2 separate regions of the Homo sapiens genome follow, and region 2 is linked to region 1. Evidence: chromatin loops called from intact Hi-C (ENCODE). Cell type or tissue: PC-3. All regions are shown on one strand. Links, peaks and the distances in the headings refer to the core of each region. The heading gives the core; the rest is flanking DNA.

Evidence for each region. A loop is a pair of places that touch in the nucleus more often than their neighbours do. Peaks named below come from ENCODE experiments on the same cell type or tissue, not always from the same donor. Only the 100,000 strongest peaks of a DNase experiment are listed, where the experiment ranks them.
Region 2: a loop joins it to region 1, with 5 times the contacts of the local background. A loop is called at or near these places in 3 of 110 quality-filtered maps.

The regions. Positions count from the first base shown.
Region 1 is chr1:217,914,783-217,931,694 of GRCh38, reverse strand. LINC00210 (long intergenic non-protein coding RNA 210) reads right to left here. Exons shown (of 4, transcript NR_048550.1): 3 at 13,391-13,502; 4 at 10,891-12,111. LOC105372922 (a long non-coding RNA gene) reads left to right here. Exons shown (of 8, transcript XR_001738466.2): 6 at 8,939-9,025; 7 at 9,952-10,145; 8 at 14,994-15,625. Among named protein-coding and RNA genes, the nearest start is that of LINC00210, 30 kb to the right of the region's middle. In PC-3, for the core only: a CTCF peak has its summit at 10,071; a DNase peak (open chromatin) is centred at 10,004.
Region 2 is chr1:218,155,227-218,172,138 of GRCh38, reverse strand. LOC105372923 (a long non-coding RNA gene) reads right to left here and starts at 7,082. Exons shown (of 3, transcript XR_001738467.2): 1 at 6,897-7,082; 2 at 5,410-5,517; 3 at 3,520-3,811. In PC-3, for the core only: CTCF peaks have their summits at 7,138 and 7,345; DNase peaks (open chromatin) are centred at 6,358 and 7,918; H3K4me3 peaks cover 3,515 bases; H3K27ac peaks cover 2,935 bases; H3K27me3 peaks cover 6,489 bases.

The DNA.
Region 1 (16,912 bases), core at 5,191-13,190:
AGAACAGTTGCCACTCTGAATCACAATTCCTTTTTTAAAATACTATGGGAGAAGGGCTAATAAAGCTTTCAATTCTTCTCTGCCAATGCGTGCCGACAGAGGTCTAAGATGCGACAATACAAAATGTTCCATCTTAATTATTGCCTAACTATAGAGACAGGTGAGTTCAGGAACAGGGAAAAGTCACTTTGGAAAAGACGGAGGCCCAGCTTCCTTTCCAAAAGCTGCGACAAAAATGAATTATCTTCTTGATGAGAAATACAACCCTTAAATAGGCAAAGTAAATAGAAAGCTTGTACTTGATCTAATAAAACCAAGTTGCTCTGAAATTCTCTGGATACCACTGATCTTCGGAAGTGTCATCTTTCTTTTAATGACTGTTTCTATGAAATTAAGCAGTTTTCATTTTTAAAAGGATGAAAACAAATAGCTATATTCTTAAAAAGTAATTAAATAGCTCTTGTAGTAACTTAGTTGTTCTAGGAGCTGCACCAGATCTTGTTTCAAATGAAACAAAAATAGATAAATTCTGACTTCTTCACCACATAAAGTATGTAAGTATTATTGTCTTGGCACTGTCACTTTTTTTCCCTAAAAATCACTTGTAATAAAATGTAAAGATTTTCGTCTAAGTGACACCTATCGTACTAAAAACAATATAAGATTCTGTATTTTTGCCTTCCTAGTATATTCACAAATTATCAAAAATGAAACATTTTAAATGAATTTAAGGTAAAAAATTATAGTTTATAAGGATAATGAATTAAATTTGGTTTGAGATTATAAACTTTAAAGGGCTAATATTGACTTTACAAGATATTTATTTTTAAAAATTATGAAAAATATTAACAAAAATTTTAATCTTTCAACATGTTTTTTAAATTAAAAAATATTTCTTTCTTGGAGAATTATATGATCATACCCAGAATTTCTGACTACTTTGACAAGAGAAGCACGTTAAATTTTATTTTTACCATAGCTAGTTGAAATTTTTTGTTATTATTTTGTGATCATTAAATTATTATTTTGTGATAATATAATGAGATATTATAGGACAGAATTACCAATCTCATAAAATCATTTCCATTTCAACTGGAAATAACATAATTTTGATTTTAAGAAGATTTTAAAAATATTTTATAATTAATTTTTTTACGGTGCTTTATGCTTATTTTCAGAGTAGAATTTCTAGTGAGAAGAGGACTATAATCTTAACTGAACTACTATTTCAGTTGCTTAAAATATTCAATAAGTTCCCTTTAAGAAAGAAAAATTATTTAAGGTTTTAGACACTAAAATTGTTGAAGTGCTCTTTTTCTCTTGAATGAATATATTTAAGGTTTCAGATCTTTGTAGTAGTAAAAAGATGATTTATCGCCAAGAAACAAACCATGGAAGCCAATGTTGGGGGTGGCAGAGGGAGAGGTGGAGGACTGAGGGAGCTCTGTTTTCATTTCTTTTTATTACCTGTGAAATGCTGTTCATCGTTAGTAGCCATCACTCTAGGTCTTAAATAGTTTGGCCCAACAGCATTTGAAACCCTATAACCTCAATTTTTAAGTGGTGTGCTTTCCTGGCCTAGTTGGGCTGTGACATTATTTCCTCTGCCTTCTGAGTTAAGAAAATTACTTTTAGCAGGTCATAGTAAGGGCAGGATTATTACATAATTGGAAGAAGCATGTTCCATTTTTCAGGAACCAGACAGTATTACTGGGGTATTGCGTGTATGTGTTTTCTTTCTTTTTCCACCATTTACACAAGTGCCCTGTGTTCCTTTTGGATAAAGACAAGACTTCTCAGCACCCATTTCACCTCCAATTTAATGAAGTTGTTAAAGTAGCAAGACTGACAGGTTAATTATCCTTTATAAAAGGGGGACAAATTGAACTGTGTCTTTCCATCATTTTTTGATATATCAAGAAGCTCCTGAGGTGCCCAGATGCGGCTCTGGTGAATAGAACAGCTAATCCACTCTGCAATTCTTTGCTGACCCCGCTCTCCCCACCGGGGCCTCACTATATTGCAGTTGGTTTTTGTTTCACATTCAACAGATTCCACTTTATTATAAATTCAGAAGGATTTTTTTCTCCCTCTCTCCATATGTTGGCTGACAGCTCCCCTGAAATAACTGATGGCTAAATTTAAACTCTGATGAAAATTAACCCAAGTGTTAAATGCAAACAGGAGCTGCTTGGAAGAGAAAAGAGTTATCATGGTAGATGCCAAACAGTGGAAAATCTGTGTAAATTAATGGATCCTCGCTGATGACAAGCCGTCAGGCAGTTTGATGGCTCTTGCTAGCGCTTTAGTCCCACTGAAGCTGGCCAGAGGGCAGAATGGACAAGTCCTGCTTTTCAAAAAGACCGCGGGAAGCTTGACAGTAACGCTAACTAGATCATCGAAAGTTCATGGTCAAATAAGAGATTTTTTCTTTTTTTTTTTTTTTTTTTTTTGCAGAGCTTTGCACTAACCAGAGTTTACAGACAGCAGAGCCATGAATGAGATATCAAATTGCAAGTGCAGCAAAATGATCAAAAAAAGAGAAGGAAGCCAGTGAGACATGATTTAAAAATCAAACAGACAAATTTGCCACTGATTTTAAAGTTAATATTGAGAAGCTGGTTCTTAATAATTAAAAATGATAAGCATTTGACTTGAAAGATTTTCCACTTAGAAAGTAATACTTCGCTCGCCCTAGGAATTTTTCAAGAAATTCCATTTGCACTTCTCATTTTTTTAGATTAAAATATGTAATTTTAATTACATATTTAAATTCATTGAAAGGAAATGGAAAACAAATCAAATATAGCTGTTTCCTATTATGATATATATGTGACAGTCATAAGACTCTAAGAAAAAAGTTCAACCACTCATTCAGTCATTCATTTTTTCTTCATGAATGAGGCAATCGTCTGCTTCTCTAAAAATATAACATTAATAATGTGCTATTATAACTTAATATTAGTAGGATAAAATGAATAGGGCATTGAATCCTGAAAAAGCAAAATTGCTTTCAGTCCGGGCTCAATCTCTTAACAGTCTCATGATCTTGAACAAGTGAGTATCAGTTTATTCATTTGTACAATGGGAGTAATAGTAATAAAATCAGGTGGGATTCTGAAGGTGAAAGCTAACCTTTACCAAATGAGCTAAAGGAAGCTTGCAAAACCAAAGACAAAAACTTTCAGACACTAAAGAAGTCTCCTGAGCATCGGACAGTGGAAAGAATATGTGATATCAAGTCACAAAAGTTCTGTCACTCTAATCTCTGCTGCTGATAAGCTGCATTTTCTTGCTCAGTAACAAAAAGGGATATTTACATTTTTTTCAAGATTATTGTGAGCATTGAGTGTGATAATATCCGTGAATATGGCTTCTGTGTAAGCTGTCATGCTCTATGTAACTATTAGTTCTTATTGTGTTGCCTCCCCTTCCTTCACCTGTGTAAATCCTGCCCATCAGATGAAGGTAGACCTCAAAGCACACCTTTCTCACCTCCAGGCACTCCAGCCTCCTTTATTTGGTGTGCTTTTCTTCAGCAGAGCTTAGCAGCTTGGGAATAAAAGCAGAGAATTTAAAAGATAAAAGTTTTGAAGAGTCAGCACATCAGAGAGACAATGAAGTGTGGTGGCAAGTACAAATTTAAGTTCCCAAAGCTGCTATGTGACAAGGTATGTATTTTTTTCCTATGACTAAATTCAACTGGTATCTTGAGCCCTCTGTTTGTTTTTCATGGTAGGAAACTTAATCTGATAATTCCAGGTAAATTTGATCAAATTCACTCATAGATCAGTCATAGTAGCAAACTAAGTCTAACTTAGGCAAATTCAGGATTCTTTGGTCCTCCTCTCTCTGGCTCCTAGGGATTTCATAGTGTCATGGCAGTTCTCCCGTGGCAGTATCTGGTCAACAGTTGGGATCTTCTGCCCATTGTTGTACTCCACTGAGATGTAACTCTTAGCATCCATTTTTCTGGTATGTCATCTTCATGAGACTTCTGTTGAGAGATAATAACTGATCTCCACAGGCTGGCCTATACTGTTTCTTCTTTTGCGGCTTCTCTGCAGACTGGTTGCAAATGCCTCTGCAGGTCTACCAGTTAGCTCAGCTACCTTTCACAGTTCCTTCTGAGACTAATAAGAGCATACAGAGTATTAAATGTTCTTTTTGCTATTCTGGAGTTGCTGGAGACTCCACCCTCTCACTACTCCCTAGAAATGCTTCACCCATCACTATTGTCCTGGTCCCTATGCCATTCTGGCTGCCAGGCACCTCTGCAAGGCTTGCTCCATCCCAGAACTCTAGACAGAAATTGGGTGCTTATCCTGTGCCTTCAGATTCTGAAATATTTGTGAAGTTATCCCTACCACTCCCAGGACACACTGACATCTCCTTTTTTCTCTTTTCCCACTCTCCTTCTCTTTGCTCTCCAACTGGAATTTTTTTTTTTTTTGGAATGGGGAGAAAGGAGATTAGTGAGAAAACAACAAATTCTGAAACATCACATATATTTTCCAGTCTTTTTTTTTGAGATGGAGTTTCACTGTTGATGCCCAGGCTGGAGTGCAATGGTGTGATCTCAGCTCACTGTAACCTCTGCCTCTTGGGTTCAAGCAATTCTCCTGCCTCAGCCTCCCGAGTAGCTGGGATTACAGGCACCTGCCACCATGTCTGGCTATTTTTTGCATTTTTTAAAATAAAGACAGGCTTTCTCCAAGTTGGCCAGGCTGCTCTTGAACTCCTGACCTCAGGTGATCCGCCTGCCTCAACTTCCCAAAGTACTGGGAATACAGGCGTGAGCCACCGTGCCTGGCTTTTCCAGTCTTTTTTATCTGATACATGGATTGAAGCTTTTGATGAAAAAAAGATATGAATTGTTGTCTTCATCCATCAACGCTTTCTAATGCAATGGTTGAACACTTGTCTGGCTGCTCAAATTGGAGGTCACAGGCAAGCCCATCAATTAAATACTTGAAGTTTTGGTGTTTCTGTATATGCAATAGGCAAGAGGGCAAGGCCATAGGTGAGAGAGTGGTTGAATGAAGGATGAGAAGAACTTGGTTAGAGAGAGGAAGAAGTAAAGACAAATTGGGGGGGAGGTGGAGTTATTGAGATATGGAGCTCTCTGTAAGAGTCATGTAGACTAAATGGAGTAAGGAAGGAAGAACACCAAATGGATTAGAGGTTGTATTGAGAGAGAGGTGAATTTTCATTAGTATTTCTAAGATTGAATCATTCTGAGTATTTCATGCAAAGTAGATTCCCAAAATGGAGGCCAAGGAATTGAGAAGACCAAAAATATGAAATTTGAATGTTAGAAAATTGGTAATCTTCTGGATTCTGAGCTTGCCTTATTCATTACCAAACTCCTATGGCACCAGTTCTATCAACACATACTTTTGAAACTTATTTCTTGTGTAGTTAGTGGCATTTCGTGTGAGTTAGGGAGTTAGAGTCCTGTTCCTTGGGGATAGAAACTATGCCTCTTCTTCTTCTTCAGAGAACAGAATAAGGGATATATCTTGCCAGGCAGAAAAGGAAAAGGCTATAAATATTGCATTCCAAGATGCAACAGGAAACATTGTATTTGGATGATGCACTACTTTAAGGCATTTATTTTCCTACTGTATTAACAAATTTAGAAGGTTCACTCTGCTACCATCCTTATTTTACTACCTGCATTTCCAAAATGCCTCACCTCCCAATACAGCTGAAATGTATTCATAAGTTTGCCATTGATTTAATCAAAGTTTACTGCTTGCCAAATCATGTAATATATTGTAGAACTTGAGAAAAGTATTTTGAATTAATGGCTTTGTCTGATTATATGTCCGTTTCTCAGTTCAAATGGAGTAACAGAATTAAGAGTTGATTAAAGAAAAAAACACATTATTAGCCGTTTTACTTATGTGGTTATTCACCTGTCAGGAAATATTATGGAGAGAATCTATTGTACAAAGCGAGCTCTACTTAAGACAATTTTTATATATGTGAAATATTTGCCATCTCTTATTGTACTCTGTAATTTGCAAGCAGTTTTGTGAGATCTGATCATCTCTCATATTGGGAGAGTTACAAAGCCATTTGTTTTTTATGTAATGAATTGGTGGATGGGCAAGCCTAAAACGTATGTCCACATATGTCCATTCTTTCATTCAGATGCTCTCAAAACAAGAGGCTCCTGATTATGTCAAGGGCATTTCCTTATTCTGCAAAATGGCCAGAAATCCAAATGTTTATTTTCTTAAAGTGCTTATCTTCACTTCGGAGTCCCACCTGGGATTAGAAGAGCCAAACATACTAATATCTGATGTATTCTACATCCAAGGAGGGATCCGAAGGCCTGGGAGGCAGGAGGGCTATGGGAACTCCGGTCAGCAATTCCCGCAGCTGGGCCAGGTGCCGGAAAGGCCCCGCGAGCCGGGCGGGCGTGATGGAAAGCCGTTGACATCTGACGGCCCTGCCAGTGGCCTCTGCCCAGAGAACAGGGAGGGGTGCTCATCCTGGCGAACCCATCTCCACATCACAGCTAGCACTAATTGGTCCTCTCGCTGGCTGTCACGGCGGGGAGGCCTGAGATTGGCATGCGTCTGTGCCGCCCGCCTGGGCCGAGCGCGCCCAGGGCCTGGGGTCCCGCCGGCCGCGGGCACACGGAGGGGTCGCGGAGCGCAGCGGAGCCGCGGCTGACTCAGCGCGCTCCGGAGCAGCAAGTGAAGGCGAGAACGGAGCCCTTCTGTGAGGCTGGCACCCAGAGCTGGTTATTTTTAAAACCACAGCAATGATTCATTGGAAAATGTAGAAATCTGCATCACCTATATTTTTTGGTAAAAAGCGTCTTTTTGTTATTGTCTTTTAAAGAGGCATGTTCTCTTTGTCTCAAGCTCAAAAGTTGGCGAGTTCAGACTTTCAGAAACCTTACAAACCCTCTTACTCTCAGGAACCTTGCAAACCCTCTTATCTGGTTAGAGCATGCATTATAAATTTCAAGTCGTATGTTCATTTCGGTTTTTCATGTGACCTCCATATATTGAGTGACATCAAAATGTAAGCTCTTAATGTGAACTCCTATGTCTGTCTTACACAAGATTCGGGATCTGATATAGATTCCCATCTCCTTCTGATGAGGACTAAGTCTAAGTCATGTGCTTTAAATGCTCGCTAGAGCCCATGGGTTGGCTGGTAATGTGATTCTAAGGTTGCCAAGGGGTCATGAATTCTGATGTTGTTTTTGCCTCAAGTGCATGGGCATTTTCTGATGACCTTAGATCATGTAAACATCCTTGTGCCCTTCCCACCTTGTGCACTTCAGTGCACACTTGCACACACATCACCCAGGGCCACAAATATGAGACAGAAACATACCTTTAATCAGTCACACTATAGTCCTTTCCTAAAGGCTCCATCCCATTCATTTAATTAATAAGATGATAGTTAAATAAAGTAAGAGGTGGTCACATAGTGAAATACTATGCAACCATTTTAAAAAGATTTATTAGTGTTGTATTTATTCACATCAATATAAAGTCCATGGTGTATTAGTAAGTTATTTTTTAAAGTATATAGTATAAACTATTTTGTAACAAAAACCTTTTTAAAAGGTCATATTATATATATTTTTGTATACAAAAAAAAAATCTGGGACGACTTGCCCCATGAGTATGGGTTATTTTTTCACGGTTTGCATTAATTGTCCCACTTGTTGGTTGCAGAATTCTCCTTTCCTAGGCTCACGTAGGGATGACTGCCCTCCTCAACCCCAGTCAGGAAAACATACACTTTGGCCTTGCTAGTCAGAGTATTCAGACAAGTTGGAGGTTTAACACAAGATCAAAGATGGGCTGTTCAGAGATTTCTCCGTATTTTGTGGGGAGTTATTAGAGGAGAAGCTCAATTTCCACTGGGATTGTTCCTCTAGAGGTGTGCCCATTTGTGGTCCTTGGCAGCTACTGTGTCCCCTGCAGCAAGACAGCTGGTTAGGAATGCTGAGAGTAGACCCTGGATGGCAAGGGATTTGCCTCTGGATCCAGCCATGCCTGAAGCAAGATCCAACCCTTGACTATTTCAGTTACATTATCTTTTTACTCAAGTTAGATTATGTAAACTACTTAATAGGTAACTTGTGTTCTATTCTCTATTCTCTATACCTCTTTATTTTCTAAATCTTTTGGATTTAGCAAAATTTAGCATTGAGTATGTGTACATTTATAACCAATATGTACATATGTACATACCTTCATAAACTATTTTAAAAGCTACATAAAATATTATTTTCTGAAGGTTTTACTATGTTCCAACAATAGACATATCTAATTCTCACAACAATCCTTTGAATTAAGTGTTATTAACCCCACTTTATAGATAAGGAAACTGAGACTTGGACAGGTTAAATATTCTAGCCAATACTCCTACTACACTGTTAGTAGGTGGTGAAATCCCTATGCAAACTCAGATTCTAAAGCCTATAACTATTATTCTTTACTGTGTTAGATTAATTGAAAGGAGAAATCAAGCCTGATTCTCATATGAAAAAGTAAGCATTCTGTTTTGTGTGGCAATCATATCTGTGTGCATTTATCTATATAGCTAGAGACATAGATGATATATATCATGCACATTTGTAAATGAATATATTAATATATATGTTTTTTGGACAGGTGATGATTTTCCCAAACCTTGCTGTGTCTCCTCAGTAAACTCCTGCCAATCCTACATCAATAAGTGCTCTTCAACCGTTCCTATTCCATTTGTTTTTCTTGTAAATATTTCCTCTGATCTATTCAGTTATTTGTAGATTGACCCTATGTTCTACTTTCTAAGGCTGTCCTGGCTTATGCCTATTGTCCTAGTATACTTATATTGACACTGATTTTTATACTCAGCAGTTGGGACAACAAGTGACATAGTTGCTGTAGTTACCTGTTCACATTTATTCCTCCAGGGTGGCTTCCTGGAAGAATGATACTGGAGTTGAATTTGAGATGTTCCTTCTCTGTACCCCACAACACCCTGCACAGCTTCCCTCATGGTGAGTCTGATTCTGTAATCACCCAGTTCTTCTCTGTCTCACCTCTAGACTTTGTGTCCAACAAGGACAAGGGCTATAGTTTCAGGTGTTTATTTTTTTCTGTGTTTATCTCTTGGACCTAGCATAGTGCCTCACACATACATGCCGCAGTGATTTTTTTGTTCACTTCTTTGCCTGTTTCCTGGACCGTGTATCCACAGTCAGCCCTGTGGGGAAATGCCGTTTTATTCATCATTGTACCACAGTGCCTGGAATGGCCCCTGCAATGTCAGGTTCTCAATATCTGTTGAGAATATGTTGAATATGTTATTAAAGAATGAGATTTTAAAATCAAAATCTCTGTTCTATCTATGAGCATACCTTTATTTTCTCCATTACTAAGCTTTTTGAGGAAGAGCTTGACTTCTGTATCTGACTCAGTGTTGCAGACCTCACAGTGCCTAGCACTGTATCTTGCCCACAGTCAGTAGGTAACATAAAAGTTGGAAAAAATGACGCAAGTCAAGTCCTGGCTCTACTAATTACTACTTGCATGACTACTGGAAAAGGCAGTCATGTGCACCCCATCTTTCGACCCCTGCATGGTTGCATAAGGATGTACCTTGGGCTGGCACATTTCCTTGCAAAGAGATAAGGAGTCCTCCCAACCTGAGCTGGGCATATCTCTTTGTTTGGGCATACCTTTCCCTGTTCAGACCTCGATGTGCACATTGTTGTTCTACTTAAGTGTGTGTGTCCTATGGCACTCAGTCAACTCCACTGCTCTATCTGTTCCCGGCAGGGAGGGAAGAGTTCTTTGCCTGCAGCATGAGAGAGGTATGTGCAGACCATCTCCCTACATCAGCCAGAGCAAGACTCACTGGCACTGTGGACTGATGCTCCCTATTGAAGCTAATCTTGCTCTGTTTATTTTCCATGTGTTAAAGCATCGCTCCATCAGTGTCTGCATGAGTCATGTCTTCCTTGGTGACCCTGCTTCCTGCAAACCCTGCAGCAGGTTGACATTCTGGGACTGCTGCTCCTGGTGGTAAGCATTGTTAAGCTTTCTGCTCTCCACCGTGCATTGGGACTCCTCACCCGGAGGTGGTAACAGGAGTCACTTGTTTGACAGTGACCTTCGGTAAGTTGCTTCCCTTCCATCCTCAGTTTATTCATCTTTAAAATGAGAAGATATATTCATGTCATCGATGATAATATTAATAGCTAACACTTTAAAATTCTTTATGTGTTATTATTTCTATCCTACAGATTAGAAAATGGAGGCACAGAGTGGTTGAGTTAGCCAGCATCACTTAGCAGGGAAGTGAGAGAGTGTGTGCACCTGGCATGCAGTTATTGCTTAACAAACAGCTGAGTCACTGTGGTGGTGACTATTGATGTCATTATTCTTGTTATTATTATTGTTGTTAAAATGGGCCTAGTAAAATCATATGCAGATAACATCACTACTGCATGCTCCTAATTCGAAGTCTGCATCACCTTGGGCTGGAGACAGAAGCAGAGACTTATTGTCTAAGCATTCAGGGGCTACTAGGATGCAGGAGGTGCCCATGGCATCCTTTCAAATTCCTTGCTATTCCAGTGTAGGCTAGTGTACATATAATTTGGCCAAAACTGTGCTTCTGCAAGTCCCACCTCCCTAGAGCTTCACAAGGGAACTCTAGGATTGTCCCTCCTTCAAGAGACTCTAGAAGAAAACCCATCCAATGAAGTGATCACTAGATCCCAGAGCTCTAGGGGTTTCGTAGATTCTTGGGGCTCCTTTCTTGGGGCTCCTTCAGAGGCTCCTTTGGGTGAGAAGAATGGGGAAAATGTGGGCATTTGTAGAATCTTAGGACTGACTTAACAAAGTACAACAAACGGAGTCATTTAAGCAACAGAAATTTATCATCTCACACCTCTGGAGGCTGGAAGTCTGAGGTCAGTGTCAGCGGGGCCACACACCCTCTGAAGGCTCTAGGGAAGGATCTGTTCCAAGCCTCTCTCCTGGCTTCTGGAAATGCCTTAGTTGTGGCTGAATAACTCCAGTCTTCACATGGTATTCTCCCTGTGTGTGTCTCTGCATCCACATTGTCCCTTTTTATAAGGACACCAGTCATGTTGGATTAGCGGCTCACTCAGCCTACTCCAATATGACCTCCACTTAACTAACTACCTCTTCAATGGACCTGTTTCCAAATAAGATCACATTCTGAGGTACTAGAGATTAGGATTTCAACATACAAATTGAGGGCAGTGGGGGGGCAGGAGGGGCATAATTCGTCTCCTAACAATATCAGACGCTGCAAGCTGACAGCCAGCAGCCGCTCAGCCTATGCTTCCAGCTCTGGGCAGAGCAGCAGACAAAGGGAACTAGTGGGCGCTTCCGCAGCCAGGCTGGAATGGTGAGGATCTGACTGCTGCTGAAACCAACAGTTCCATTCTCCCTCGGATAGCAGCATGAGAGGAAGCATAGCAATAACTAAACTTCAAAAACCACCGAGGGAGGCAGCAAGGGAGAAGTGAAGAAATAAATGGCCCAGCTGCCAAGTAATTCACTGAACGTGGCCGTCCTTGCAGGCATCACAGTAACTTCCGTATTGGAAAAGTGAATTAAATGAGAATGAGAACCCGCTAACGTGTTGTTAGCTCACTGTTACAATGCAGTGTGACATTTACTTTAAAAATCATGTGGAAGTGGTTAACAACTTCTATTACAGCATTTACAGAACTTCAGTGCAGCTGCTTTTCCCTGAAAGGGAGGCGTAAAGCCATTGAGCGGAGCTCAGCAACAGCGCCCAGAATGTGTAGCACAGGCAGCGGGCAGAGGGAAACGACACTGCATGCTGGGTCTGAGTGACTTAACCTTTCCGAGTTTCACCATCCTTACCTGGAAAAATAGGATAGCGACAATGCAATAACACATGTCAATGTGCACCACAGCCCACAGGGCAGACGGTGTGTAAATAGGAGAAAACATAGGAAAAAGTTTTAAAAGGTATATATAAACTGAGATAATTCACGTCAAAAATTCTACCTTTTTTCCATGTGTACTCATGATTTTTCCATGTGAACTCATGATATTGTGCCTCAGTTTCTCCTTCACCCTGAATATTATTAGAATTAGTAGAAATCAAAGCCTTTGGTGTGCTGAAGGGAGATAATTTCTGAAAAACTGCAATATGCAAATAAAGGCATTCTGCAAGCATTTATACTTTACTCTGCATATGCTCCCAAATGTTCAAAGAAATGGAATAATTTCTGCATAATTCCTATAAAAGGGAGAATAGTGCTAATGTTCAGCAGCCAGGTCAGTTTCTCAAAGGCCAGAGTCATTCAAAGCACATTCAGTAGATGGGAAGAACTAAGATCAACTCAACATGTGTTTGGGTCTCTTGGATCATGAGAACCTGATCATTTGGCTAGTCAGGGTGAGATAATATCATGCCTAGTTACGTACACACACAGTAGTGTACCAGGGAGAGGACAAAGTTTACTGGGCCCCCAAAGTGGGGTGGGACAGGGGAGGCAAGAAGTAAAAATGCAGGACAATGAGGAGACCTCGCTGAGCCCCTAAGGACTTCACTACTTACTTTTCATGTCTGCCTAGTTCCTCGCCTTTAAAACACCCCTATTTCACAGACGTATTGTGAATACAGAGCAAGATAATCAAAGCAAAAGTGTTATAAAATGTAAAAGGCCCAGTGCAATCGAAGGAATGATTACAAGGCTCCAGCGAGCCCTCTCCAGGCTTTCTGCAATCAGTGGAATGGTTCAAAGGCTGTGATTAAATCTGTGCATCCAACACCTCCTCCTTTCCCGTCTCCCTACTTTCTCAACAATGTGGTCCCTGCAGTTTAGGCAGCATTCAATATTGGCAGGATTTTAGGTGTTCGTGCTGCTATAAATCATCCCCACTCTGCTCCTCAGATCAGAATGTCACTTAGATCCCCCATGGGAGACATGAGGGACCCCTTAGATGGCTCATGGTTCCGGAGATTGTGCGGTGGACAGAGTGGCCTTACCCAACCCAAAACATCCCATCAGCTAACACAGTGTCTCAAAGAGAACCAAATCCCAGATTCATCCCAAATGGATTTGGCTGGAAGCCCCATTTTACATGCCCATCTTTTTAAAAGATAAGTACCTATCTTTGAAATACTAACTCCAGTTTGTTTGTTTGTTTGCTTGCTTGTTTGTTTTTCTTGCCTTTTCCTTGAGCTGAGGTCTAGATTGAGACCTTGGGAGAATGCAGAATGAGCAGAGACCAGGTTACTGCCCCAGACTAGATGAAGATTCTCAAAGGCGACTTAGCAGGCAAGGGAAGAGTGTGCAGGTGTTGGTATAACCTGCCTGCTGAGAAGGAGAAGCAGGAATAGAACAAACCTTATAAGCCTGAGTGTCGAAGGCTAGATGGAGCCTGAGATAGCCCACGAAGTTTCTCCAGGCTGGCACAGTCTTGGCACACTAGACTGTTAGCTGTGCATACCAGAAGGGCCTGGAATAATAATAAGAAATGGAGCAGCCAATGAAGCTCCCTTCAGCAGCAATCCATATGGACCAACCATCAAAGGGCTGAAGGGAATGATGGATACCCCAGCAGTGAGCAGTGTGGACAGATGACACAAGGGCTTCATGCCCCTCTCTTAGGACTTTCTAAGTCTCCTACTATTTCAGTGAATTCCAGAGGAACAGAGGATGCTGAACGAAATAAAGTTTCCATCACTCCAGCAGGGCATGATGAGAAAATGAAATTACAATAGAAAAATAAAGTTAGATGTCTCTCACACACTTGGGTTTGCAGACTGAGGCTCATTCAGAACGAAAGCAATATGCTCTCATTCCCCTTTCCTTTATTTTTATTATTTTTCTCTCTCTGTCATCGACGTCTCCTTTTTGGAAAAAAAGGATGTTGAGCATGCAGAAACAGAAAATGAAATGTAGGTGTGGCCATGGAGGTAAGAGCAGAGACATTGCCAATTGCCATTGGCAGACAGTGCCACCAAATGGAATTCCAGGGCTCCGCTGTCCTTTCAGAAGTGACGGTGTTCAAGGATTGCAAGTGCCCATCCCTGTCCTGTATGCTGCATCTGACTGCCCGGCGCCTGACACTCCACCTTTCCCCAGTCTCTCCAGCACTTTGGGCTTCTCCATCTTTTCCCCTCCTAGCCATCTGTTCCTGCTGCTCCAGCAGTCTCCCTGCTCTCTCCCCGCCAGGGCCTGTCTGAGCAGGAGGGTGTGAGGGCCTCTGATGAGGTGGGCCTCGGCCCCTCCATCACTCGCAGCCTCGAGGAGAGCACCAGCTGTCTGGCTTCATTTGCATTTTTCTCTCCCAAATAACGAAATTAGCCATGAGTTTCCTGAGGTGATGCAAGACGCAAATTTAGGCTAGATGTGTCAGTGTGTGATGGAGAGGGAAGGGGAAGGTCAGGGAAGTATTTTGATAACCAATTTGCAGCACTAAAACAGAAGGGGAAAGCAATACAAATGTTACTGGAGATGGACCTTTTAGCTCAGAGGAAAGTTAGATGAGGCTTTTAAAAGGTAATTTCCCACTCTCTGGGATGAAGGCACAAACATTTTATGAACAAACAGAAAGGGATGCCAACTAAGGCTGATGCAACTCTCAATTACTGAACATTTTTTGGCCACATACAGTAATTGTCCTAAAATGCCAACATTTGCTAAGCTGCATAGGCCAGGAAGCCAGACACTGCTGCAAAACCCCAGTGAGGTATAGAAGCTGACTGCCTTTTCCTCTGAACTAACATTTCAGCCTTCCTGTTTGCAAATAAAGCAGGACTCTGCTCATCCATCATGAAGATTCGGTTACCAGTTCAGTAAATGGTTCTCACATTTGTCATCTCTTTCTGATATTTTTGAACGAATTAATTGGTTATCATCTTTGAGGCAAATAAACAAACTCTTGGTTCTATTTTGAAGCAAGTTCATATATAAGGATTTTTAAAGATCCTGATATTATCCACAGGCTCACAAAGTTGTTCAAATGACCCTCTACAGTAGCAGAGAAAATTGGACCCTCAGATGGATAGACAATGAACTAAATACTTCACACAGGTTAGTTGCCATCCCTCTTCTACTTAGAATGAAATTTAAATTCCTTCCCAGAGTTTGAAAACCCATACATATCTGGCCCCTGACATCTCTTTAACCCTCTCTACTTCTCTTTCCCTCATTCATTCATCCATCCGTTCACCAATTTATCAAATATTTTGGAGTGCCTTCTGTGTTCTGGGCACTCTCCTAGGTACATGGAGTATAACAAAATAATGATTATTGTGCTATGAAGCTTAAACTTCACTGTGGGGGCAAGACAGACAATAGTCATTATACACCTAAGTAATTGAATTTTATAGTTTGTTAGATGCTGACTGCTATGGGAAAAAAAATTAAGCAGAGTAAGAGAGACTGAGCTTGACGGGGGTTGTTATTTAAGATAGGATGGTGGAAGTAAGTTGCATGGAGAAGGGGACTTTTGTGCAAAGTCTTGAAGGAAGTAAAGAGTGAGCCATGGGGAGCTCAGGGGAAGGCAGCAGCAAGCCTGAGATACTAAGGAGGAGGACAGAGGCCACTGTGGCCAGAGCAGAGTGAGAAAGGGGCAAGGTGGTAGGAGAAGAAATCCAAGAGGCCATGGGGCCAGATGGCATGGGGCTGTATGTGCTCCCATAGGGATTTTGGCTCTTACCCTGTGGAAGGTAGGGAGTCTATACAGTGTTTTGGTAAGGGGAATGGCCTGATCTTATTCAGTATTTTTTGTTTGTCATTTTTATCCTTTTGTTTATCTTCAAAAACACACAAAAGTAAAAGTGGCTTACAAAAATTCACTTTTAAAATACTTTTCAAAACATTTTTTGTAAGTGAGGAAACTAGAATAAAAGGAAAATCAAGGCAGGCAAAATAAAATTAAATCAAAGGTAAGCATAAATCACAAAATGAATGCAAATGTGAATTAATTTGGGAGCTAGAGGTGGGCTGCAATTTGCATCTGAGTTTCATAGCTGGTAAAGCAAAGTCAAGAACACAATCAGGTAAAAGATATATAATAAACGACTGTTCTGGGGAAACATAATCTGATTTTGGTCCTGAGACATGAAAAAATTTTCCCGAGGTTTTAAAAAGGGATGATCATGAGGTGTATCAGAAAGCATCCTTCATAACATCTTAATAGTAATAGTAGATACAATCATAAATTCCATGACCTCAGTAGAGAACAATGACACAAACTGAAGCAATATAACTTACATTTTAATAGGACCATTCTGTTTGAGGAGAACAGACTGTGAGGAGGTGAGGATAGAGTATTAGGAGGTGATTGCATTCATCCAGGGACATGATATCTTAGAGGGTTATGGCAATCGAGGTGGCAAGTGGTGGTTATATTCTTGGTATATTTTAAAAGGATGGTGTGTTAGTTTCCTTAGGGATGCCATAACAAATTGCCAAAAGCTTGATGGATTAAAATAAGAGAGATAGGCCAGGTGCAGTGGATCATGCTTGTAATCCCAGCACTTTGGAAGGCTGAGGTGGGCGGATCACTTGAGGCCAGGAGTTTGAGATCAGCCTGGCCAACATGACAAAACCCCATCTCTACTAAAAATACAAATAATAATAATAATAATAATAATAATAAGAGAAATGTATTCTCTCATAGTTCAGGAAGTTAGAGGTACTAATTAAGGTGTCAACAGGATTGATTCCTTCTAGAGGCTCTGAGAGAGAAACCATTCCTTGCCTTTCTCTTAGATTCTAGTGACTGCCATCAATCTTTGGCACTCCTCGCCTGGAGGCAGCATTACTCCAGTCCCCACCTCCGTCTTCATTGGCATTGCCTTTTTCTCTGCATCTCTATTTCTGCTCCTCTTCTTATAAGGACACCAGTCGTTGGAT
Region 2 (16,912 bases), core at 3,070-11,069, 240 kb before region 1:
TGTAGTAGGCTGTCAGCCTTAGGACAGTTTGCTGTATTAACTCTACAATTCTTTTGAACTATTTTAATACAAAATAGTATGATGGGTTGAGGGTAATTACTTATCAATAGTTTGGTTCTATGAATTATCTTTTTAATATTTATCAGGAAGTAGGATTGCCTTTCAATTTGAAGGTTTAGAACCTTTTTGTTGCTATTCTTGCTCTTTGCTAAAGATGACTTTAAATTTCTTTGTGAATTTTTAATTCTTTCATTTGTTTATTGGGAAGATACAGAGAAGGTTCATTTTGATTCCAAGAGTATAATATAAAATGAATTTTCTCTGGATAAATTTGATTCATATTATACTATTTTAAAATGCATATCCATTATTATTTGAAAAATATCTGTTGACCAATAGTTTAATCCTTTTGAAAATATATCTTTAACACAAACAGTATTTAGGAAATGTAAATTTGAAAGAAGACTCATGATTAAATCATTAGAAGAAGATGTAAATGTTATATAAAGTGTCTTTTAACAGGGAAGAATTTCTTGTACGTTTTAATTTGGTTTTTATTTTATGAAAGCCAATAGAAATTTTACAATAGCCTCCTCTTCTGATGCTCCTCTTTCTGACCACCAGATGTCAGACTTTCACTGCAAATTTAAAATTCCTCATTGCGTAGTAGACACATTTTTATTTGTAAATGTTCACTATTCTGAAATCATTTCTTTTTCACCTCCAGCGCACGATTCAAAAACTTGCCTTTGAAATATGAATACACAGACAGGGATGTTAGCTGTTTCAGGCATACATTTACAGCTCCTATTTACAGTATGCCAATTTTCAATTCACTAATGAGTTTCATATTTTGAGATATCTCTTTACATTTATACATGTACATCAATAATAGAGCTCCTTCTAAAATAAAAATGCCATACATACATGCCAAAACATGGCTATATTTGAAACAACATATAATTTAAGAATACCAAAATACATTTTATTTTTGATTCTGGCAAAAACAAACAAAAAAACAGGTGAGAAAATATTTTAAGTATTTTTGTTTTTCACATAAAATCTGTTATATAGGTGTTGTTTTTGCACAAATATCTACAACACCTATGCCAGAATTCATAATCTTCTTGAGACATAAGCATAATTTAACATATTTACCTAATTTTAAATGGAAAACAGTAAACATCAGAGTATTATATTTTAAAATTTTGTATATGCTACACCCCAAATTCATAATCTTCTTGAGATTATGCCAGAATTCATAATCTTCTTGAGACATAAGCATAATTTAACATATTTACCTAATTTTAAATGGAAAACAGTAAACATCAGAGTATTATACTTTTTAAAATTTTGTATATGCTACACCCCAAATGCACAAAACTTATTATAATACAAATTCATCTTTTCACTTAGTTATATATAATGTATTATAAGACTTTAGTTCATGTTTTTAAAGAATTATACTTTTTATTTGTGTATAATCCCTGAAACGCATTAATAGAAATATAAGAAACAATATGTAAAAGTAATTGAAGAACTTTGGTGTTAAAGTTTTTATGTGTATTAAGATTTTAAGTTTTAAAAAAAGATTTTAAGTTTAATATTTATTAGTTTAATTAATATCTGATTCTAGGTAGTACAGAACCTAAATAATTTCCAGAAGTATGTAATTGGAACAGGAAAAGCCAGGAAAAAGTATATTCTTTTTGCATCACTCAACATGTTTTGTAAAAAACCACATACACCCTATCATAAGCATTAAAGTGTTAGTAAATTGGCAACAACTGGTAAACATGCTACTATTATTTACATTTCTGACTTGGCATTAACAATGGTAAATTGTAAAGCTACTAAACAACTAGTTACAGCAAATTAATGTGATACAGTTATCTTAAAGGAAAGGAAAAGAAAGAGGCAAGGAGACTGCTGGAATGTGTGCAGGAGGGAACTATCTGATTTAAGCCAAATCTCCCAAGCCTTTTAGAATCTGTCTGCCTTACAGCAGTACATCAAAAATAATACAATTGACATTTTCCTGTCTTCACTTCTGTTAAAAGTTTACATTCTATTATTCTTCCCAGTTGAGAGACATCAAATTCCAAGAATTGCTAAGACTGACTGTGGTAGTCCTGATTTCTTTTATAATAATCTTTTGATTGTTGTTGTTTAAAAAGTTTTATTAAAATAAAAATATAAAGAACTACTTTATTATTTTTCCGTTAACATAGTTATGTCTCACTCATTTCATTCAATGTGCTTTTGGCATCTTTCTCTTTTTAATATAAACTATACATATTTATCATAGATTTCTATCTTTAATGCTGCTTAGATACCCTTTTTAAAAAGCTTCATTCAATCTGGCCTCTTTTAATAGATATGCATGTATTCCTTAGTAAGGGAATAAAATTTTGCTTTCACTTAATACTAGGTACTTCATTCTCATTATTGAGACTATGTGGAAACCCTGAATACTTGTCACAGATTCATTTTATAATCCTGAGGTTGGTTTGGCATTCCATGATTTACGCAGGGGCTTTGCTTACAATAATTGATTCATTCCATACTTGAAACCCACTGATCTCATTACAGTTATAGGAAGGCATTTTAGCTGTTGCAATTTAGACTTACCTCAAAGAAAAAAAAAAGGCACGCTCTACCCACTTCGGATTTCTGCAACATGTGAAATAATTAGGTCATATCATGTATCAAAATAAAATCCTGTTACTGACCTTTCTAGACTCAAAAGGCTGCCCTGGAAATATACAATAAAACGTATTTCATTTTGAGCAATATTTGCATGGTTGAGAATGACACTGTTGTCAACTATTAACTTCATGCACCTATTTTTCCATTAATAATTTTACTGTATTAAAATAACCAAAACACAGGTTTGAACTATAAATTCTAATATTTAAGTCAGCTTCTACAAAGAAGCTCTCAGTTCTAAGAACCCAAAATATGAAATGTAGTATATTAAGGATACCTACTAAATATTATTGAAATCCTGACTCATCTTCAAAGGTATATGCCATATTTCTTTATTTCATATACTGTTCCATAAAAATTAAAGAATACATTTTTAAAACCAACTGATCATATTAAACTATGTCTTAGAACACTGCATTTTTTTGAAGGCTTTGATAAAAATGCAGTGGGTCTTAAAGAACACATAGAGAGAATTATTTTTATATGCTAATATTTTGAACATTTAAGAACGCAGAAAATATTTGGTGAAATACTGGTTATTTAAGGGAAACTGAACTAGCATTTTTATTTCGTAAATCATTTAAAGGCTATTTAAAAATAAAGGGGTGTTGCACATCGCTTCTAGTTATGTTCTTTTCATTGAACTTTCATTATTGCTGCAAAGACTTTAAAAAAAAACTATAGTTTATCACATAGTAATTTTATCCACAGCAGAAAACAAGTTTTATAAAGTTAAAAAGGACATTTTTGCAAGAAGTATTTTCAAGCACTTATGACAAACTACATGAAATAAATAAAATAAAAACTAGGTTGTGTGCACTTGAAGTTTATTGCTTAGGAAACATTCTCTTTAAGCTAATATAATCATTTCTATGACTTACCACTGTTTAGCTATGGGGGTGGGAGACATTTCTCTGGTGGGGAAAAAGAAACTTTGAGTTTTCCTGTCAATTGTGAATATTCTTGATTTGGCTGATGGGAGTCTTGATCTCCCAATCCTAATATCTTCAAGTGCAGGGAAATCTAATTCATTAACTTTTCCAAGCATTTTAAAAGTTTCTTTTCATCAGAGACCATTTTGACCTTCTTTATCCATACCACTCTAGAGATCAGAAATACAAATGACAATAACAGATACCCATTAGTAGCTCAGAAGCCCACGCTGTATGACTGTACACTCTAAAGGCAAATTATCTTTGTACAAAAATATCCATATTTTAAATGAACCGTTAGACACTGGATACCACAGTGACAAGTATCCTAAGATCAGCATAGGATCATTTTAAAATGTTCTAATCTTAAAAATGTGAGATATGAAATATTTTAAAATGTATTTACGCAAAATGTATTTTTAAAATACCCTCAGATAATTTACTCATCTCTATTCTCCCACTTATATGTTTAAATTAAATATTAAAAGTAAAGTCAAGTCCTGAGAAACGACTGATTTCAGCACAAAGGATAACTGTTGTTCTTCAAGTTACTTCAAAATTATAGGAAGAACTGTTCTTTTCAAAACTTGTATTGCTTGAGCAAAAATGTATTTAATTTACATATGTGTTCCTTTTACTGAATAACCCTTTAATAGTTAGTTTAGTGAAAACTGTGTTCTAATAATCCAAGGAATAGTATCAGATGCACGTATCAAGAATTGTTCATCCTTACCAATAACTATATTTTAGATGATTTTTTATTTCCAATATTAAAATAAAAATGTTTACAGTTCCTTTGTTTAAAATAATCATTTTATAATTAGTACCTAATATTTGTAGAAACAAAAGGGAATTTGTGTTTCAAATTTAGAATGTATTGAAGTTTTTAGGAGATAATAAATAATTTAAAGAATTTTAAAGATTAAGACAAACGACTATTTTTCAAGGTTATCTATGTTTGTAAGTGGTGGTGTTAGGTTTTCTAGACTTTAAATTTACAAATTTTAGTTTCACAAAGTTGTATTATACCCACACCAAAGGGGAGAAATGTATAAATTTGAAAGTTTTTTCGAACCTTTAAAATAGAAATATTAATATGAATGATTACTGTGACTTTCTTTAGCCAACTATAAGTAACTTCATTCAGGGAAGATAAATTAGTAAATCTCAATGCTTTAAGTTTTTTAAAATAAAAAATTTAAAATTAACCAGAAAATCAATTTTGAAGTACAATATTAGTGAGAATAACTATAAAGATCTATAAAATACTTTAAAACCGAATCCATTAGAGGTGAATATTATGAGATAAATTTTCTTTAAAATTACCTAATTTTCTATTAGTTATGCCGCTCTCTTTTGTCTCAGAGTTTCTATTTCATATACTCTATTTTATATATCTTACTGAAATTATAAAACATACACTGTCCTGAAACAAATATCAGTCAGACATTTCAAACTCCACTGATATCTAAAATGTCCTTAGAAAAAATAATAGAAAAGACTTAAAAATAAATCTGGAAAGACTGGCATTACAATAAGCTTTTCGTTAACTAAAATAATTTATTCACTACGTTTTTATTTTCAATATTTTGTTGAAACAGAAGGCATTTATATATGTACTCTTGTTACTCTTGTAGAAAAGAGATTCCCCCCTTTTTCAAGCATAATGAATGTACTGAAATCACTCTCCCGTCACTTATATAATTGCAACCATTAATAAACATTTGTGTGGCAATATTACCAAGCAGCACCTAAAGTAAATACATACTTTACGAATTCTGGATTATGTTCTCAATTTGCACTCCATTTCCTTTTTCCACTTGGTTATATTTCCCTCACTTCCCTTGTTTATTTTCATAATCACACCTTCCCCGACCTGTCCAAAGAACCATAGTGGTTACAGTAAAAAACACTGTACAGAAACATTTTCTACAGCCAGTTTATGAGAGTATTGATTCATTTTGGATACTTTTTCTTGCCACTCTACTGCTTTTCTGCCATTCTCACACGTGCTCCTTATCCAGGGCACTTACATGAACTCCCCTCCTCTCTCTGCTGATTTCATCGTCCCCCCCACCCACCATCAAACATTAAACCCCTTGAAGGACTACTCCCAAATCTCATTCTGTAACTGGATACATTAATTTTAAAAACTGGGTTTCTCGTGAAAGTTGGCTTTGTGATTAGGTGTCTTAGAAAATTCTTTGCACTGGGAAACGGACTATATGGGAATTTCCTTATGTTTTCTTTTTCTCTCCCCACAATGCCACATAAGGTGCGATTCAATATTTTTGATAACTTTAAGGGCAAATAATATTTCATGTTAATTCCTATTTCCTGAACAGAATTTTAAAGCAAAATAATATGCAGACAGTAACCCCCCAAAGATGGTTTAAAATTTTTTTCTCATTTGCATAGCAAGATTTAATTTTCATCCCTTAAATATGACGAATTGCTGAGATTTTCTCCAGTTAATGCTTTTAACAGCTCCCAATAAACTTCATTAATCAGGCAAGCTCGAGGCCCAATGTGTAGCCTGCAAGCAGCTAATTTGCTTGATGAGACCCCGACTTCAGTGAATAAACAGGTGTATAATCTGAGGGCTTTATGGCCTTAATTACAGTCTAATCAGTTCAGCGGTTGGCGGGCAAAAGAGAAAGAAAAAATGGTGGGGGTGCGGGGGGAGCTCAAAGCCACTTTTCCTAAAATAGGCGACATGTCCTCTTTCTTAATACACCTCAACGACTAATCTTCAGTTTCTTCTCCCCGTCTATTTCCTCCTTCCCGTCCTCTGGCTGTTTCTCCTCGGCCTTCCCTCCGCTTAACCTCTGCGTTCCCGCTCCTCCTTTCTCGCCGTCTTGGCGTCTCCCCGGGAAGCGCTCCGCTCCCGGGCTCGGGCTCGCACCTCCGCGATCCCGGTTTCTACCGTTCCTCGGGCGGCGGGGTCACTTTGCTCCCCCTCTTGTTGGCGTCCCCCCTTCCTCCCCTCTCTTCTAGCCCTCTCCGCTCCCCCCGGCATGTCCCGCCCCCGCTCCCCGCTGCACATCCTCCCTGTCACCCGTGGGCCGCCTGACAAATCACTTCAAGGGCAGCCGAACTTTGAAGGACAAGACAAAGCTCCGGCATATGGTCCGATCCCCAGATGTTTGTCTTTCTTCTGCCGCAGCCCCCCACCTCCCCCTGCCCGGGGTTCGTCGGCAACCCAGCTCAGCACTTCCTTCTCCTTGCGCCCCGCGCCGCTCCCCGCTCCCCCACCTCCAAGTTCCCCGCCGAGGGGGAAGTCGCTTAATTTTCCTCTACGGCTTTTGTTTCGCCGGCCTCCCTCTCTAGCCGATTAGTGGGGGGCAAGGCGAGGTTCCTTTAACCTAACGAGGTCTGTGGAACTCCGCCGTGAGAGTCTCCCGGTCGGCTCCCGGGACGTGGGGTGCGGAGAGGCCGCGACGCGGCGGGACAGGGCAAGGCCCCGGCGAGGTGCCGTCCCGAGACGCCGTTCGCGTCCCCGCTGGGGCGCGGGCTGGGGCCGCTCTGGGTCCCGGCGCCGCCCGGGACTGGAGGGCGCGCAGCGGGTCGGCGGCTCTTCGGCTTCCCTACCCGCTCACTCGGGGGCGCACTGGCACCCCCAGGCCCCGGCCGCGGAGGAGCGAGCCTCCCTCGCCCCGCAGCGCGACTCCGACTGGGAAGCCGCGGCAGGGGTGATGGAGGAGACACCCCCCGTTTGGGCGGAGGGAAGCCGCCGCACCCCGGGCAGCGGGGAGGGGTCCGGCGCTGCGCGAGCAGGGTTGGCCCTGCTCGACCTGGGACCCCTGCTGGGTAAAGTGCGGAACAGGACGGGGAGGAGGGAGCGACCCGCGCCGGGCCAGGCGAGGGCGGACTGGAAGCAGCGGGGCTCACGCGGGAGCGCCTCAAGGCTCTAGACCATAAGCCGAGCCCTACCGCCTCGGTGATGAGCCCGCACCTCTTCCCTATTTCGGACCGGCCAGACCTCCCACCCAGTCTTCTCGGTCCTGCTGATGACCCGTTGCTGACTAAAACTGTTTTGGGTCTAGAGGGTCGCGCACGTCTGGCCACCACAGCTTTGGGGCGAAGGAATTGGGTTTCACTTAGTCAAACTGCCCCGCGATTTACTTTCTTCCTTCCCCTCAACCTGCATCCCCTTAGCGGTGATTGATCCGTAAGAGCCCAGAGAAAGTCACTCCCCCCGCTTCTTAATCAGCTGCCTCTATCTATTTATAACCACACAACTTTGCTGGCGGTAGGTCAACAAAGGCGTGGAGAGCGGCGGAGAGTCTCCGCAGTGCAAACAATGAAATAAACGGGACGTGTCTGTTTGCATATACGTTACCCGGTGAAATCCGATTGTCCTAGGACAAACCAGCGCTCAAAGGCTGCAGTCATTTTATTTCTCCGTAATTTTATTTGCCTACATTTAAGGAAGTAGAAGGTACTAATCCTGCACGGCAAAAATAGAAGGGCATCCGGTAAACAGTCTACTCTCTTCCACGAAATGTTTTAGAAGTCTGAGCATGTGATGATGTCCTGTACAGTGAATTCTGGTTCTGACAAAAATGCAAATTCTAACCCGAGAAACTGAGTTTACATATTCAGATGTTGTTTTTATTGTTACCGTTCCCTCCCCCGACCCCACACCCTAGGTGGGGAGAGTTTTGGAGTTTTTACTTTTTGTTTAGTCCCTACTGTCACCATTCTTTAATAGATAATGTTATTTTTTAAATAAAAGTAATTAGTCATTTTAGAAACGCAGACTCGAATTATGTGAACAAAGTGCACAATAAAATATGTTATCAATATTTTTACTGGTGTAATGGAAAAATATATCCTACGCAGAAGGATTAACTCGAATAAAATATTGACTACTGTAAAATAGAAACTTCATGGTTTCACCACATATATTTTCGGTAAGTGGCTGAATCAGCAGAAAATTATTTAAAACTACACTACAGTTACAATGTCTTAAAAACAGATTATGGCACTACCTCAAACCATGTAAATAACTAGATCGTCATAGTAAAACAGAGGTTTCCAAAAAACATCAGGAAGAACTTAGAAAATTAAAAAGTATTTTTTTTCGCTGCTGTCCTCAAATAAGTTAGGTAGGTTCTACAGTCTTTGTGGACAATAGGTGAGCCTGGACCTTTTGTTCTTTGTGTGTGTGTGATCATAAAGGAACAAATGTCTGTTTTGCGACTAGAGAATCAGGCATCTCCAAAAGAATAGCCATGCTCAGCATCCTCTGCTTATCTAAACTAAATTACAGCTTAATAATATTGCATCCTGTGCTACCCGGATGCTCTCACACACCTGAGTGGACCAGGGCATTTTACTGCCTAATTTCTCTTTTGTGTTATGTCTTGATAATTAAAATGCATTATTCCTTCTTTTTCAAAATACAATAGGAATCCCTCATCTCCTGCCCCCAAGTTCTGAAAATTCTCAGACCGGCCCTGGAGAAATACAAATGCACAAAGCGACAGGCGAAGCAGGCCCTGTGTTCAGCACTCAATCATTTCCTGTCACAGGTGCAGCCTCTATGCATTATCCTGCCATGATTGATAGAGTGGGTTTGTGCAGACCAGGGGAGCTGGGGAGGCTCAGATGGGGTCCTGTCATTTGGGCTCCATTTCATACTACCTGTAGGGAAAAGGAAATGCTTTGCAGGGATTGGCTGTTTAGTGAGTTTTAAATTTTAGTTTCTCATATATAATAGAAAGGTCATATTTTCTAAAAGTTAACTATATCTTTAAGCTTTATCTTAGAGACAACTTCATTCTGGGAAAAACAAAACAGCCAATGGTAACGCAATAGATTTCATTTCATTTAGAGTTGATATGTTACAGAAGTACACCCACAACCTAATTTCCCATAATTACATTAAGTATGTAGAGTTATTTCCTTAAATCTTAGTCTTTAAACAGAAGAAAACCAAAACATTTTTGGTTTATACCCATATTGAGATTGATTTCTATATAACAAGGCTAAAAAATGCACTTACATCATTGCAAAGCACTTTACTACACGACAAATTTTGTTTTGTTATTGTCATTCAATAATACACTAAACATACAGAATACAATACAAAATAAAGCAGAAATATTTATCGTGTTAGATTGTGGCTATTTTTCATTTTAGCTGAGGACCAGATTTTTGAGTTAGCTGTTGCTATGATCAGTCAAGATCTTAACTAATTAATGTAAGATCAAAGTTGGCAACCATCTCACCAGTGTTATGTAAAACTGTAAAATCCTCTAGGTCCTTCATTTCTTTTTGAAATGGCTAAAGGCAAAATGATTTGCATAAGGAGGTCTCAGATTTTAAGATGTAAAACTTCTTTCATTGGGATTATTAAGTGGCTTTCAATGATATCCACAGATGTTCATGCACCCACTGCAATGCTTTAATATTTTTCCTTGTGGTTTTTACATACAGCCTGATAGATTGTTTAAAATGATAGGAGTGGGAAATGAAATGGCCTTTAAAATGTTCCCAATTTTTTTGACACCAGAGCATTCTATCAACACATCTCCATTTTATAATTGCAGCAAATGCTACTACATTTCTCTGAGAAATTTGCCAACTAAATTGTTACCAAACATCAAATTATCCTTTATTTTTCTTAAACTGACAAATTACACCCAAAGAAAAGAAGGATTAAACATTTTAGCTTCCTAGAAAACAGACCTACAATCTACAAGGCATTTTTGGTTTTTCGTATTTTCCCTATTACAGCAATGATCTGGAAAATACAACAATTTAAAATTCTGAGCGTCCACATAATCATTTGGAGTAAATGTTTATATAAGTAGCATTTATAAAGAAACATTAATAAAAGGTAATTCATATTGCCATTTTCTCTTTTTTATAAGAATTAGAATGAAAAGGGACAAAATATTAAAAGTTTTATATTAATAATAAGCTTTCAATGGCTAAAAAATTAATAGACATTATTTAAATGAGCATAATGCTGAGTAAATGTGTGGATTGCTGTATTTAGGTACATATAGTAAATACAAATAATACTGACCATTATCTTTAAAAATGCACATTTGTTTTATTTAGAGCAATGTTTTAGAAAATCAGCATTTTATTATTTGGAGAGCTTTTAATTATTTTAGCTATTATGACAGTATATTTTAAGACACTAAAATAAAAAGACAACTTTAAAATACCTATCATTTTATTGTAATTAGCATTAGACTACTAGATTCATAGTTAACTCTTGTCCATTTTGTTTTACGTTAACCATCAAGCAAGAACTGTGGTTATAAAGTGTTCATGATACAGAATGTTCCTTTGGTGTGTCATTTATTATTATTAGATGAAAAACGTCCTCTACCTTATAACACCATTGCATGAAGGTTCTTAATCAAGAAGAAATAACTTTTGTGTATACATAGAGAGAAACCTGCAGTGTTTTTTTTAAATACGAGTCAGTTTCAGGTTTGCGTTGAATTGCATTTATGACTTACGAATAAAATGGATACTGGATGAAAGATGACTATGGTTAAGTGAAACAAACTTTGTGAGTGGGAGAAAAAAATCTTTGGCATTGGGTATATGTATGTGTTTGTCCTTTTCATGATGGGCTTTTTACAATCTTATTTAAATATTGATATAGACCCCCCAAATTGAGAGAGAAGCCAAATGAGATATCGTCACACAAGGGCAAGTTCATCTTTTTTGCCTATACGAGGAATACCCTAAAAAGCAGACCCAAAGCTGCCAATGTGGCCAGTAGGTGAGTCAACCAGAGCCAGATGCTGCAGCAGGGGAACATTTTCTCTGTCCTTTCAGCTCTTTCTTTGAAACAACTCAGAAGGAAGAGAAGTGGAGAGGTTTTACCTCTAAATAATAGGTGGTATCCTTCAGTGAATAAAAATGACATTTCTACCTTTTTCTCAAACACACACCCACATATGATGGCATTCTTGAAAGAATATTATAATGTTATGCTGGTAGGAGTGAAGGATGAACAACAATATAATAAAACTTGAAAAGTTGAAGCTTGAAAATGTTTTTGGTTAGCTTGAATTATGAAACTCCACTTTTCTATTTGTTTCAAGTTTTGTGTTTTGAGGGCTGCAGACACTGATTATCAGGTTCAATGCTCCTGAAGGATCTTTTGGTTGACATCTAGAACAATACCTTTACAAATAGATCTCTAAGTAAACAGAGTAAGCCAATGAGACAGCTACCTAAGGAAACAACATGATTGAGCTCTCTGTTGGAAAGTCACAATTCTCACCTTTCTACATCCCTTCCCGCCACCCCAGTAGATCTCAGTGCTGTTATTTTTCAATGTCTTGCAGCTTTTGATTCTTCATGGCTTATAAGGCGAGCTTTTTTATTTCCCCCTGAAAGGTATCGTGCACATAGCTTGCTAATGAAACTTTTTGAAGTAGACTGGCATAGTGATTTATTAGTAGTAGCATTACTAATAATATACATAGTAGTATTTCTCAAGTGACAGCAATGTAATTAGTAATATCAAGAATACGAAAAAGACAGAACTCAAGTGCCTGTCTGAGAAAAAGACAAATAACATATAACCAAATCAGGATACAAGTACCCATTCAACCCAGTTCATGAACCTGGAATTTTAGACTTACTGCTTTCTTTTTAGCTAAAGGATAATTTTAAAAAATTACTAGAGCTGCAATGCTAAATCATGTAAACAAGTTGAATAAAATAAAAAGCATTTAGCTAGAAACTTGATTTTCCAATTCTATACTTACAACTTACTTGCCCTAGTGATAATCTCGTTTGGCAGAAAAGCTGAAAAAATGTAAACTTGCCACTATTGTGAGAGAATTCGGGCAGGGTAGCATTCAGGACAGTGCTACTAAAATGGACCCTAGGTTAGCCGTATTAGCAAGCATCTCGTTACCTGGGGCTCTGCCCCAACCTATGGAATCAGATTCATTGTGAGTGGCACCCAGGGTTCTGTATTACAAGCTCAAAGACAATTCTTATGCATAATGAAGACTGATAACGTCTATCTTAGAGTGTAGCAAGATGTTTTAGTCTTTCTCAGAAATGTATTTTCCTGAAATAGCTTCTATTTTAAGTAGGTTTCTATCAGAAAATATTTCTTATATGAGAAACGAAATTGACTAGAAAGTCTCAGAGCTTTGGACCTCTGTCTAAATTACATTTATAACTCTCTGTAACTTGCTTAAGATGAAGTCTCTAAAGTTGAGATAATGTACAAACATTTCCTATATTCGTTTAAATAACATAAACCATGAGTGTGTTAAGTAGTTATGTCTACATGCAGTAGTTGTTTGGTATTTTGGTTTTAGTGACTAGTGTATATGTGTAGCCCTAAAGGCTCTGACAAACCAGCCATCGTTTTTGAGGGTTGATTACAAGCCTGTTTTCTTGTGTATATCACTTCCTACCCTGGATCGCAAAGGAGGTGGCAGAACAGCAGGAACAGTGGAGAAATAAAAAAATAGTCTGGACAGTAGTTGGTATTTGACAAAATGACATGTATCATTTTTTGGAAATACGTTAGCCAATCAGTCAAGATTGAGATGCCCATAATAGAAAAGGCAATGTAACACAGATTTGATCAACAGATATTAGTTGAATGATTAACAAAATATGTAAAAATCTGCTTAGAGAATTCTTAATCACTTCTTCTGTCTGTAAATCTCCTTCTTGATACAGGAGATGAAAATGACTTCTGTACTGCATTACAGTAGAGAAGGGGTGTCCAATCTTTTGGCTTCCCTGGACCACACTGGAAGAAGAATTGTCTTGGACCACACATAAAATACAATAATGATAACTGATGAGCTTAAAAAAAGTCGCAAAAAAAAATGTGTTAAGAAAGTTTACGAATTTGTGTTGGGCTGCATGCAAAGCTACTCTGGACTGCATGCGGCCTATGGACCGCGGGTTGAACAAACTTGCAATAGATCATGCCCGATCAATGGAGCTAGCAGGTCATAAAGCATGTGGTGCTACTGCCTGAAGAGATGATGTCTTTGTCAAGGAGGACAAAGCATAAGTCAAAGCCAGGAGTCAAACCCTGAATGTGTATTGACTGTCTACTCTGTACCAGCACAGTGGTCAAGGAAGAAAACAGAAGAACCAATGGATATTGTTGTACCCTCAAGAAACGTTGTTGGAGAGAAAATAATTGCTTGCTCAAAAACATAGAAAAGCCAAAATGAGCGGTGTCTATTTATTGCAAATGCAAATTTGTTCAAAGAATATGATGGCGGTTTTGTTGCAAGGAGCAGAAACTGGCCAAAACCTAAAGAGAATACTTAGCTTACAAAACTGAGTTGTCTTTAGACTGGCATTGGAAACGACCTAATTGAGAATCTTAGTGATTCATCGCATGTCTCATATGCTTCCTTCTTTCTACCTTACCTACAGGAGTGTCAGTTTCATCCTAGGTCTAACTTGTTCATAGTTCCAAGATGTTTTCCAACAGCTCCTAGACCTGCATGCTTGTTTGTGCAGTTGGAAAAGAAAGTGCATCTTTGTCTCAGCATTTTAGCCAAACCCTAGTAAATTTCATATGTCTATCCCTGAACCAAATATACCATCAAGGGAATTCAGTCCCTGGGTTTAGCTCAAGTCTCAAGTCCTGCTTTTAGAGCTGAGGATGGAGTGAGCATCCTTGGAACCAGAACCTTGTCAAACACATCTTGGGACTGGTTGGAAGGAGGGAATGCAGGAAAAGGAGGCAAACAAGCGGCCAACATAAAGGGTAAGTGAAGGCCAGAATAATGAAGGAGTACTTCTTATAAGCAGTGGGACTAGGCTGGCACTAGAAGAGCCGGTAAATAGAGGGAAAGAGGAGAGGAGAACACTCGGTAGCAGAAAAGAAAAAAGAAGCCCAAAGTCGAGAATTGGCACGGATGATGGGAACAATGAAATGGTCCTGACTAAGCCAAAGAAAAAATCATATTGGAGAGTACAGGCATTAAGTTTGGTTCTTGGGGCTGTATTTTGCAGGGTAGGCCAGTTTAGATTTAATAGGGTAAGCAATAGGGAATCATAGATAGATGGAGTCGCACGGTAAAAAGTATTCTCTTACACTGTTTTGTTGTTTCTCAAACCAATTGAATGTGCCTTCATTTCATTTTTGTTTTGTTTTTTAGCAAACAATTAGGTATGAGGTGCTGGATATAAAGATAAAAGGCGCAGAGCTGACACTTAGAGAATTTCCAACCTAGTAATGTAGATCCATGTAACCGACTTCATTATGCAAACTGTGCCAAACAAATTTGACCCCACTAATTCATTTATCAAAACTAGGAAAAACACGATAAAATATGATTTTATATTTTGCTTCAAAATAATTACATCCCCTTCCTCCTTACATCTTTAGGTTTTATATTCAGACTCAGGGCCTTGTTTGGTCTTCTGTTTGGCCACAGTGAAAGAAGCCTTCATGAGCTCTGTGGGTGTGAGAAAGGAATTGAGAAGTCTAGCTGTGAAGGGACTCAAGTTATTTTGGAAAAAAGTCATAAACAAAAACTCAAAAGAAATGCCCTACACAAGAAGGTTCAGGACACAGAGAGAGAGAGAGAGACAGAGAGAGATTGAGAAAGCGCTCCTGTGTGCTCTCTTTGGAGGAACCTTCCTGTCTCCCAATGGGCCGGGCAGCCTGGCTGCTCCGTTCAGCGGGGACGAGTGTCAGGTTGCTGCAGGTGTCGCTGACGGCCGGTGAGTGATTGCACCATCAGCTTCCTACCGCGATCCATCATGCGGCCCCAGCCGGTGAAGAATCACAGCCTCAGCAAGGTGCTGAGCCCAGCAACATATCATTAAACAAGGTTACCACCGGCAGATTTGTTCCCATGATCAATCTGGTCAATAACCGTTCCACCTCGCTGTACAATTTCTCCCCCACCCCCCCCACCTTAAAACATAAACAAGTATTATGAAAGCACTTGCAGAACAATGTAAAGCTTTCAGAAGTCTTCATTTCTCCCGTGGCATTCCGCAAGCTTCTTTAAAAACCCTTATAAATCATGAAAAATAACCTTTACTACAGGATATATCCTCAGGCAAATGCTCTACCCTAATTCCATATTTTATTACCTGATACTGACTGATTTTTTTTCTCCAATTGATTACTGAATAGCATTGGGACAATTTCTTTTTTTATTTCCCCTCAAGTCTGCATAGCTCACTAGTTTCTTCCCTTAGGAGGTCCCAAATGAGATAGAAGTAAAACACTTATTGCTTTTACGGCTCAACTTTAATTCTCGTGTTTTGCATTTAACTCTTCACGTGCCTTGGCAGACAAATTACTAAGTGGTGTTGGATACTTGCTTGACAGAAAGTATCTTGACTTCATTACAGTATAATTGAGATCGGTAAATGTTATAACCATTAGAATTGAGCAAATTGAACAAGAATCTCACAAGAAAAACCAGTTCAGTACTCTCCATTGGGTGGTTTAAAACAAAAGATCCCAGTAGATATGGGAATTAAACAAACAAAAATGAAAAAGTCCATATATATGAACACTTATTTCAAAAAAGAATATTTTTCAAACATAAACTCTCTTTTCTGACTAAGCCCCTTGACTATTTCAGAAACTTTAAATTTTATCTGATAAAATATCTTATACTTTCAATATGAAATCATCCTTCAACTGTGGATTATGCCTGTAATCCCAGCACTTTGGGAGCCTGAGGTGGGAGGATCACTTGAGCACAAGATTTCAAGACCAGCATGGGCAACATAGGGAGACCCCCATCTCTACAAAAAGTAAAAAAAAATTAGCTGGGCATGGTGGCATGAACACCTGTAGTCCTAGCTACTTGGGAGGCTAAGGAGGGAGGCTTGAGCATGGGAGGTCAAGGCTGCAGTGAGCCATGATTGCACCACTGCAGTCCAACCTGGGCGACAGAGTGAGACCTTGTCTCAAAAAATATATACGTTAATCTTGTTCAAGTGGGATCTCCTCTTATTCTAAAATTAAATTATTGATCTAGTTGCTCCTTATGCCTGAGTCACTTATGGTTGTAAGTTTATATTCATATGATTAAAAATATATATAATATGTGGTTAAAAACAGACACATTGGTGATCTTGGCCTTCTTAAAAATCATTAGAATTTGAAACTTAATCACCAATATGAATTCAAACTCTATACCAATTTCCAAATACTTCATTAATACATTAATACAAAAATAAAGTTTGTTCTCACTCCTAACATTAGGGAAGGCCCTCTTGAGATGGTCCCAGGGAGAGAAAACAGATTTCATTTTTAAATCCTTCCA